Regions from separate parts of the Homo sapiens genome. Here region 1 is linked to region 2. A link is a contact called in ENCODE Hi-C data. All regions are on one chromosome and are shown on one strand. The core of a region is the stretch at or near the end of the contact, and the rest is flanking DNA. Distances in the headings are between cores, read along the strand shown.

The links. A loop is a pair of places that touch in the nucleus more often than their neighbours do. Pooled maps may share reads with other maps.
Region 1: a pooled map shows a loop between it and region 2 (12-fold over the local background). The contact joins the promoter of LINC01063 here to the enhancer-like site in region 2. A Hi-C loop is called at or near these places in 6 of 37 single-sample maps with no recorded cell type and 8 of 50 pooled maps.

Annotation. Positions count from the first base shown.
Region 1 is chr3:196,631,112-196,635,811 of GRCh38, forward strand. LINC01063 (long intergenic non-protein coding RNA 1063) reads right to left here and starts at 1,476. Exons shown (of 2, transcript NR_132101.1): 1 at 1,277-1,476; 2 at 393-534. RefSeq lists enhancers at 1,144-1,898, 3,959-4,496 and a silencer at 1,288-1,367.
Region 2 is chr3:196,176,334-196,181,285 of GRCh38, forward strand. No RefSeq gene overlaps it. Among named protein-coding and RNA genes, the nearest start is that of ZDHHC19, 33 kb to the right of the region's middle. RefSeq lists an enhancer at 3,455-3,654. Within about 2 kb of position 3,243, at least 16 of the 41 ENCODE cell types and tissues checked have a DNase peak (open chromatin) inside an H3K27ac peak, as active enhancers do.

The DNA of each region.
Region 1 (4,700 bases), core at 226-2,725, 450 kb after region 2:
GGGTTTCACTCCCGTCACCCAGGCTGGAGTGCAATGGCACAATCTCGGCTCACTGCAACCTCTGCCTCCTGGGTTCAAGTGAGTCTCCTGCCTCAGCCTCCTGAGTAGCTGGGATTACAGGCACAGGCCACTGTGCCCGGCTAATTTTTGTATTTTTTTGTAGAGACGGGGTTTCACCATGTTGGTCAGGCTGGGTTTGAACTCCTGGGCTCAAGCGATCCACCTGCCTCAGCCTCCCAAAGCGCTGGGATTACAGGTGTGAGCCACAGCGCCTGGCCTCTCATTGCAGTTTTGATTTGCATTTCCCTGATGACAAATGATATCAAGCATCTTTTCACATGATTACTGGCCATTTGTATACCTTCTGTGGAAATGTGGTAACACCCTTTGCTGATTTTAAAATAGGGTTATTTGTTTATTATTGAGTTGAAATAATTCCTTCTTTTGAGTGTCAGTGACTGAGGTTCGCTGTGACACAGAGGGGTTCTCCTGGAGAGCTATGGCACATGCTCCATATTAAAAGGCAACATGATGCTGTCAGGAAGAACACAAAAGCAATTATAAAAACGTGTTAGTACATATTTATGCATCTTTTTTCTTACTCTCTCTTTGCTATCTATTCTCACAGCTCTAAATATGAATTATTTCTCTAGGTAGAGGCCAAGCATGAGTCAGCTTCTCCCAAGAATCAGTTGCCTGGGCTTCGAGACAGTTTTCTGCCGTATTTTGGGTAATTGTAGTTGCCAGGAGTCTGACTTCTGAGGGTGTCAGGTGCCATTTGCCGTTAAGTGGAGATAGTAGGTTGAACAGGGTGGGACTAATTGGGGCCAGTTTTGAGGAGGTGAATCTTTAGTGAAATCGCCAAGAACACAGTGGTGAGGACCTGGCAGAGAGGAGGAGATTCCAAGGCTGGGGGAATTGGGTAGTGGCGTCTGGGCACTGGGTCCTGTAGAAGGGAATTGGCGAGATGAATGAGCAGGGCTTCACAGGTGTGACTGATCTTGGTAAAGACGGTGAGAAGCCGTGACCAGGCAGGGTGTGCATGGGAGCAGTGAAAGGTCTAAAATTCAGCCTTTGAGCTCAGTGCTAGGTTCATGCTAGTAATTGGTTCCGATAGGTTAAGCTTCCTCTGGTTTGCCGGTGTGAGAAGAAAGAAAAACCTACTCCTCCCTGTTTCCGCCTCACCAGCTTCCCTTCTCTGCCAGCCCCACCCTGCCCCCGGCCCGTGTGGCTAAACTGCCCAACTGCCGATTAAAACCCGCACCTCCCAACATACCTCGCACCACCCAGAGGCCCCGGTCCCCGCCATTCATTCCGCTCCCGGCCGGGAGTCGCTCTAGCCAATCACCTTCCAGGCTCAGGGCGGCCGAGGCAGGGCCTCTGCCTCTTCGGGGGGCCTCTCCCTCCCCCTGCCCCTGATTGTGGCTGAACTGCCACCGCTTGATAGCAAACCACACTCGGCACAGGAAGGAGAACAGCGCCCGCGGCCCCGGGCCTCCATGAAATCAGCAAGGGCGCGCTCCTCCCACCGCCGCGCTGCTGAGCCTCCCGCCTTTCCTTCCGGTCGCTCGCGCCTCGAGAGGCGCCGCAGGGAGCCCTCTGCCGGTCCCGCCCTTCGCTGTTAGCGCTTAGGATCTGGTGCCTTTTCACGTGGGGGCGGGTGGGCGGGAGGCGAGTCTGGGGTCTTCGGGCCGGGCCTCCGCTCTCTGGCAGTTTGCACCTTGCTCCACTCACTGGCCTGCGGTCTGTGTTCACTCCTCCTCCTCTCCCACGTCTCAGGAACCTGCAGCTGGCCCCCGAGCCCGCGCCCTCCCGGTTCTAGGAATTCACCACTTTCTTGCCTTTGTTTGGGTATCTTTTGTTTGGAGCCAGAGCCGGCTCCAAGGAGGAGCTGCCGGAGGGTGCTAGGCTTTTTGCAGAGGAAGTGAGGAGCAGAGTGATAGGGCGTGAAGTCAGAGGGAGCAGAGAAGGGGCCGAATCCAGCGGGGCCCGGATCATGCAGGGCCCGGAGCCTGTGGTGAGGACTCCGGGATTTATATTCACCAATTATGAGAAAGGACTTCTCGGCCGGGCGCGGTGGCTCACACCTGTAATCCCAGCACTTTGGGAGGCTGAGGCCGGCGGATCGCCTAAGGTCAGGAGTTCGGGACCACCCTGGACAACATGGTGAAACTTTGTCTCTACTAAAAATACAAAAATTAGCCAGGCGTGGTGGTACATGCCTGCAATCCCAGATACTTGGGAGGCTGAGGCAGGAGAATCGCTTGAACCCAGGAGGCGGAGGTTGCCGTGAGCCGAGATCGTGCCACTGTACTCCAGCCTGGGCAACAAGAGCGAAACTCCGTCAAAAAAAAAAAGAAGAAGAAGAAGAAGAAGAAAAGAAAAAAGCAAAGAAAGAAAAGAAAGAGGACTTATCAATGACCACAAATGACTAAGTCCTCAACCTCTCCAACAGCTCTAGAGCAAATGACACTTTAGCCTGTGCTGAGCCCCTACAAGGTGCTAGACCAAGTATTCTTGGGGATATATACAAATGTGAACAAGCCAGAGACCCTGCCTGGCAGGACTCACTGTCCAGGGGGAAGGCAAAACTGCAAAGATGAGCTGGGACGCCCCATGGGAAACGCTGGACAGAGTCAGCCACAAAGCCATCCCCTTGCAGCCTCCTCCTTGGCATGGCCTTATTTTCCTTGTTGGATCCCTAGTGTCCTACCCCATGCCAGGTCCCACCCCAGGAGGGTCCAGTTCACACTTCCAGAAAGTTTGGGCTGCACTGTCCCAGCGGCTGTGCCCTTCGTGCTCTCCCGCTCCCAGGACTCTCCCAGCACCGCGTGCCCATTTTCCCCAAGGTCCTTTCGGCCCTGGACCAGACCATGGTTAGTTATGGGTGCCCCTTCCCCTCGCTGTCCCACTCCACGCCCTGGCACTGATAGGACACTTCCATGTTATCTTTGCACCACCTGGACTCTTTGATCATATGTTGATACTGTCGGTGTTTCAGGACAGGAAGAGGCAGTGTCCCCACAGAGGTCAGTCACCGGAGTCAGTGGCTGCGGGAGGCCATGGGCAGCAGGGAGCTAGAGGAGCTGATCTCAGGATTGGAGACCGCCACCTCCTCCAGGAGGAGAAACACGCGGGGAAGAGCCCCCAGCCCCACCCCACCCCCGCACTGCCTTCAGCCTCTGCATTGACCCCTCCGCTTTTCCAGGATGGGCATCATGAGGCGTTGAGTGGTACCAATGTGGGCGGTGGGCTCTCCTCTTTCCGGTTTTAATTCTTGGTTCTTAAAAACTCCGTTCCAAATGAGGGAAATGAAACTACTGAACACTCTCCCCCAGCAGCCAGCTGACGTGGGGCAAGAGAACAATTCCCAGTTAAGGCCCCAAAGGAAATCCCCTCCCTGCCATGTGCTGAGGCTGGAGAAGTGGGGGCTGGAGAACTGGAGAAGTGGGGGCTAGGAGAAGTGGAGGCTGGAGAAGTCGGGGCTAGGAGAACTGGGGGCTGGAGAACTGGGGGCTGGAAAGGGGGGGCTGGGAGAAGTGGGGGCTGGAGAACTGGGGTCTGGAGAAGTGGGGGCTGAAGAAGTGGAGGCTGGAGAAGTGGGGACTGGGAGAAGTGGGGGCTAGAGAAGTGGGGGCTGGGAGAAGTGGGGACTGGGAGAAGTGGGGGCTAGAGAAGTGGGGGCTGGGAGAAGTGGGGTCTGGAGAAGTGGGGGCTAGAGAAGTGGAGGCTGGAGAAGTGGGGGCTGGAGAAGTGGGGGCTGGGAGAAGTTGGGGAGGCTCTATCTAGCTCACTGCTCCGCCACCAAGGTGAAGGGCCTGTCTGTGGCCAGCGGCTGAGAGCCCACAGCACAGCGGAGAACCCCAGAGGCAGGAGCAAGAGGACCATGATTTTGCCCGGGGTGAGCCGCCAGTTCCAGGTCCCCATGGCTCCACTGCTAGGTGCAATCCCTGTGCTCCTCTCTCACAGACCTGTCTGGAGTGGGGAGCAGCCCTGGCTCCTCCCATGGCTCCCTTGCACACCGAGTTGTGTCCCCTCTCACAGGCCAGCTGTAGCCCCCTCCCCTGGTCTTGAATAGGTTGCCATCTGGAAAAGCAGTCAGGGGTCGGGGTGGAGGGCAGAAGCCAAGGCTCCCTTTGATCTCCTTGGGAGGCTGAGAAGTCCCACAAGTGACAAACTCTTATGAAGCTTAGTTTAAGAAAGAAAAGAGATCCCCACACCCTCAGAGGGCAACAGCTAGAGAATTATACAAAGTGGGTTGACCGCCATCATTCCTTCCTTCCCTCTCTTCGTTTCTTTCCTCCTTCTTTCTTTTTTGTGGAGATGGAGTTTCGCTCTTATTGCCCAGGCTGGAGTGTAATGGCACGATCTCAGCTCACTGCAACTGCCACCTCCCGGGTTCCAGCAATTCTCCTGCCTCAACCTCCTGAGTAGTTGGGACTACAGGAATGCACCACCACGCCCAGCTAATTTTTTGTATTTTTAGTAGAGATGGGGTTTCACTATGTTGGCCAGGATGGTCTTGAATGCCTGACCTCAGGTGATCCACCCACCTTGGCCTCCCAAAGTGCTGGGATGACAGGCGTGAGCCACTGCGCCCGGCCTCCTCCTCCTTTCTTTGAGCAAATAGTCACCAAGCCCCTTTATGTGCATAAGATAGTATATTTTTTGGAATAACACATGACCCTGCCTCCAAAAGT
Region 2 (4,952 bases), core at 1,993-4,492:
GGGCCACAGAGCAAGACTCTGTCTCAAAAATAATAAATAAATAAATAAATAAATAAATCTTCACTTATAAATTACTCCCTAAATAAAAATAACACGTTATATACATATATATACCCATCTCAGCCTCCCAAAGTGCTGAGATTACAGGTGTGAGCCATCGTGCTTTGCCATAACGTGGTTTTTTTAATGTTTTATTTTAAAAATGTTTTTATAACTTTTATCTATTTATTTATTTTTTGAGATGAAGTCCCGCTCTGTTGCCCAGGCTGGAGTGCAGTGGCACCATCTCAGCTCACTGCAAGCTCTACCTCCTGGGTTCAAGCGATTCTCCGGCCTCAGCCTCCCAAGTAGCTGGGATTGCAGGCATGTGCCACCGCACCTGGTTAATTTTTCTATTTTTAGTAGAGACAAATTTTTGCCATGTTGGCCAGGCTGGTCTCAAATCCCTGACCTCAGGTGATCCGCCCGCCTCGGCCTCCCAAAGTGCTGGGTTTACAGGCGTGAGCCACCGCGCCTGGACAAAATTTTTTTATACCTTTTAAATTCCAGACCCACCACCAGGTTGAATCCTCCGGGCTGACTGTGCAGACCCCCCACTATGCCCCCTACTTTCCATTAACTGGTATGTTTTATGTTATCAAGAATATTAAAACAAACCTATGCATCTGCCATTGAGCTTAAGAAATAGATGGCCGGACGCGGTGGCTCACGCCTGTAATCCCAGCACTTTGGGAGGCCGAGGCGGGCGGATCATGAGGTCAGGAGATCGAGACCATCCTGGCTAACACGGTGAAACCACGTCTCTACTAAAAATACAAAAATTAGCCGGGCGTGGTGGCAGGCGCCTGTAGTCCCAGCTACCCGGGAGGCTGAGGCAGAAGAATGGCGTGAACCCGGGAGGCGGTGCTTGCAGTGAGCTGAGATCGCACCACTGCACTCCAGCCTGGGCGACAGAGTGAGACCCTGTCTTGGGGAAAAAAAAAAAAAGAACTAGACGAATGCCCAGGCATGGGAAGCCCCAGTCACCTTTCCCTCCCTCAACCCGAGAGGAGTCACATTCCAAACCTAGCCTTTATCATTCCCTTCCTTTTCATTAGACGGTTATGTATGTACGTATCCTTAAACTTTATGCTAATGGTATCACATTTTGTGTATTCTACTACTTTTAAACATTTATGGATTAAATTCTGTCCCTCCAAAAAAGATATGTTGGAGTCTTAACCCCTAATACTTTAAGCCGTGACCCCGTTTGCAGACACCGTCTTTACAGAGGTGCTCAAGGTGAGAGGCACTCATTAGAGTGGACCCTCATTCGATACGACTGGTGTCCTTATAACAAGCAGAACACAGGACAGAGGCAGAGCCACCAGCAGGGAGAACACCACATGAAGCCTGGAGTCAGGCTTCCGGACGAAGCCGGGAGAGAGGCGGGGAACAGGTCCTCCTCCCACGCCTTCCCAGGGAACGTGGCCCTGTCGGCACCCTGATCTCCTCGCCCCTAGAACTGGGAGACAACACGTTTCTGCTGTCCAGCCACCCAGTGTGCGGTACTTTGTTACAGCAGCCCCAAAAAATAAAGACACCATTCCATGTCATGTTCTTGAAATTCATTTGTTAATGAGTGAAGCCGAGGCTCATTCATTTTCTCTGTCATGTTCTATTATATGATATCCCACAATTTATCCATTTTACTTTGAAAAGTTATATGGTTTGCTTACAGGTTTTATTGTTGTTTTGAAATTGCAAACTGTGCTGCCCCGAACCTCCCTGCAAACTGTGCCGTAGGAGTGGAGCTGCACTTGGGTCAAAGAGGGCAAAGGTAAGTCTTAACTGTGCAGCCCAGATCAGAGCAATAACAACTCATCAAGATAAGTCTAATTGCTACTCAACGGGGTGGAACTTACACGCTTGCCAGTGGGCAGGCAGAGTTCCCTGTGTCCTACATTCTTGTTAACACTTGAAACTCCAGTCTTTTTTTTTTTTTTTTTTTTTTTTTTGAGAGATGGAGTCTCACCCTGTTGCCCAGGCTGGAGTGCAGTGGTGTGATCTTGGCTCACTGAAACCTCTGCCTCCCGGGTTCAAGCGATTCTCCTGCCTCAGCCTCCCAAGCAGCTGGGACTACGGGCTCCCGCCACCACGCCCAGCTAATTTTTGTGTTTTTAGTAGAGACGAGGTTTAACCATGTTGGCCAGGATGGTCTCAATCTCTTGACCTCATGATCCGCCCACCTCGGCCTCCCGAAGTGCTGGGATTACAGGCGCAAGCCACTGCACCCCGCCCTGCAGTTTTGTTTTGTTTTTTTAATTTATTATTTTAAAAAAATGTTTTTGAGACAGGATCTCACTCTGCCACCCAGGCTGGATCATGGTGGCATGATCTTGGCTCACTGCAGCCTCGTCCTCCCAGGCTCAAGTGATCCTCCCGCCTCAGCCTCCCAAGTAGCTGGGACCACAGGTATGTGCCACCATGCCTGACTAATTTTTGTGCTTTTTGTAGAGATGAGTTCTCACTGTGTTGCCCAGGGTGGTCTCAAACTCCTGGGCTCAAGCGATCTTCCTGCCTCAGCCTCCCAAATTGCTGGGATTACAGGCATGAGCCAACACACCCAGCCCGAAGGAACTGCCATTCTTTTTATCTTTGCCAATCTGATGGTTATAGAATGGTATTTCCTAGTGGCTTTATTTTGCGTTTTCTTTATTTCTAATAAAGTTAAGCATCTTTTACATGTTGATGGACAATGTATATTTCCTGTTTTGCAAAACACCTGGTCGGGTTTTCCTGGTCTTTTTTCTTATTTATTTCTAGGAGTTCTTTATGTACTCTGGACTCTGATCCTGCATTGGTCTTTCTAAAGCTTTATTCGTCGCATCCTCTGATGAACAGAGCTTTTCTTTTTTCTTTTCCCTTTTAAAATTAGTAGAATTTATTCATCTTTTTCTTAACAATTAGTGCTTTCAAGAAATTCTTTGTACCCCCAAGGTCAAGAGATATTATCCTATACTCGCTTTGTAAGGGTTGGTATTCTGCCTGTCAGGTCGTTAATGGACCTGGCATTGATTTTGGAGCCTGCTGTGTAGTCAGATCTAAACTGGGAAAGGAACAATTGCCTGCTTTTCTCACAGGGGCGTTCTGAAGCTCAAAGGAGAAAATGCGTGTGAAAGTGTCCAGAACTGTGAAACAATGTACAAGTAAGAGAGTCTGCGATGCTGATTTGCTGGAGGGTGACAAAGCCGTTTAAGAGAAGGCTGCTTTGGCCTTTGATTTGCTAATCAGTTGGTAGCGTCATAGGCTGCCAGTAGGCCAGGCAGAAACCCAACCTCCATTCTGCCTCCGGAGGCTGGAGAACACAGCCAAAAAGACCAGCTGAAGCATGTGGTCTTTGCAGGAAAGTAAGTTCCAGTGGCACTGCTGGGGCTGGCCCCGTCCACCCACACTGTTCACTCCATCTGCCACCTGACATTAGCAAATTAGGCTGCAAATACAGCCCTGAGTCATAGAGAAAAGATGAAATTACACTCAGGAAACTCTGCTCACTGAAGTGCATGAGTAACAGGATGCAGAAAGACACCCATTAAAAGCGGCTAAAAACGAGTCAGGTGCTCCAAGGCAGCCTGCTGCACACCCCAACACGCGGGCAGGCTCCGCCCCAGCTCCAACTCCACCTGGAGGGGCAACACGCACCCATTATACGAGCCACACGGGGGCCCCAGCAACTGGCCCAGACAAGGCTGCAGAGCCCACTCAGGGTGGAACCCCCTTTAGCGAACTGGAAGGTTCCATGACGGGGCTGCGGGGAAGGAAGCCGACTCGTGGGGAGTTAGCTGAGCTGCCGGAGGAAACTGACAAAATCAAACGCACCCTTTGGCCTGCACAAGGCGATATTGTTGGTTCTCCCTGAAGCACATCCTGGCCAGGAGACAGAGCTTAGGCCAGCCCCCGGGCCAGGTGCCTGCTACCCAGACCTGTGATCCTAGCCAAAAGTCTCTGAGTTCTGGATGTCCACACTGGGAAGGGAGAGCAGCGAGGGAAGGGTTACCAAAGGGGCCTGAGGAGACATTCGGGGGTGACAGATTGTCAGCATCTTTTTGTTTGGTTTTTCTTTTAAGCGATGGGGGCGGGGGGTGGGGGGGGGTCTCACTATGTTGCTGAGGCTGGTCTCGAACTCCTGGCCTCAAGCAATCCTCCTGCCTCAGCCCCCGAGTAACTGGAATTCAAGACGTCAGCCACGGCCCCCAGCTTAGCTTCAGCATCTTGATTGCAGTGGTGGCTTCACAGATGTATACATATGTCAGAACTTATCAAATTGTATATTTTCAATATCTATTTTAGACAATTAGATCTCAATAAGGCTGTTTAAAAATTACAGAATGGTGTGATGGCGACTTTTACTAAATATGCATGTTGACAGCAAGAGGAACGACTAGAAGGAGGTCCCCAGATGTTAACAGTGCTTAGTTCTGGGCTGTGGGATTACAGAGGATTTTACTTTTCCTCTTTGTGTTTTTCTGTACTTTAAAAAATTTCTGAAATATATGTGTTTTACTTTTTTTTTTTTTTTAAGATGGAATCTTGCTCTGTCGCCCGGAGTGGAGTGCAGTGGCGCGATCTTGGCTCATTGCAACATCTGCCTCCTGGGTTCAAGCAATTCTCCTGCCTCAGTCTCTCAAGTAGCTGGGATTACAGGCATGTGCCACCACACCTAGCTAATTTTTGTATTTTTAATAGAGACAAGGTCTCGCCACGTTAGCCAGGCTGGTCTCGAACTCCTCACCTCAGGTGATCCATCCACCTCGGCCTCCCAAAGTGCTGGGATTACAGGCGTGGGCCAATGCGACCAGCCGTGTTTTACTTGTATAAATCAGGAAAAAAAAAAGTATCTATTTCAAAATAAAAGCAAACTTTAGGTCGCAGGGGTCTTCTGAAGGTCGGCAGCCATGACCTCACAGAGGCAC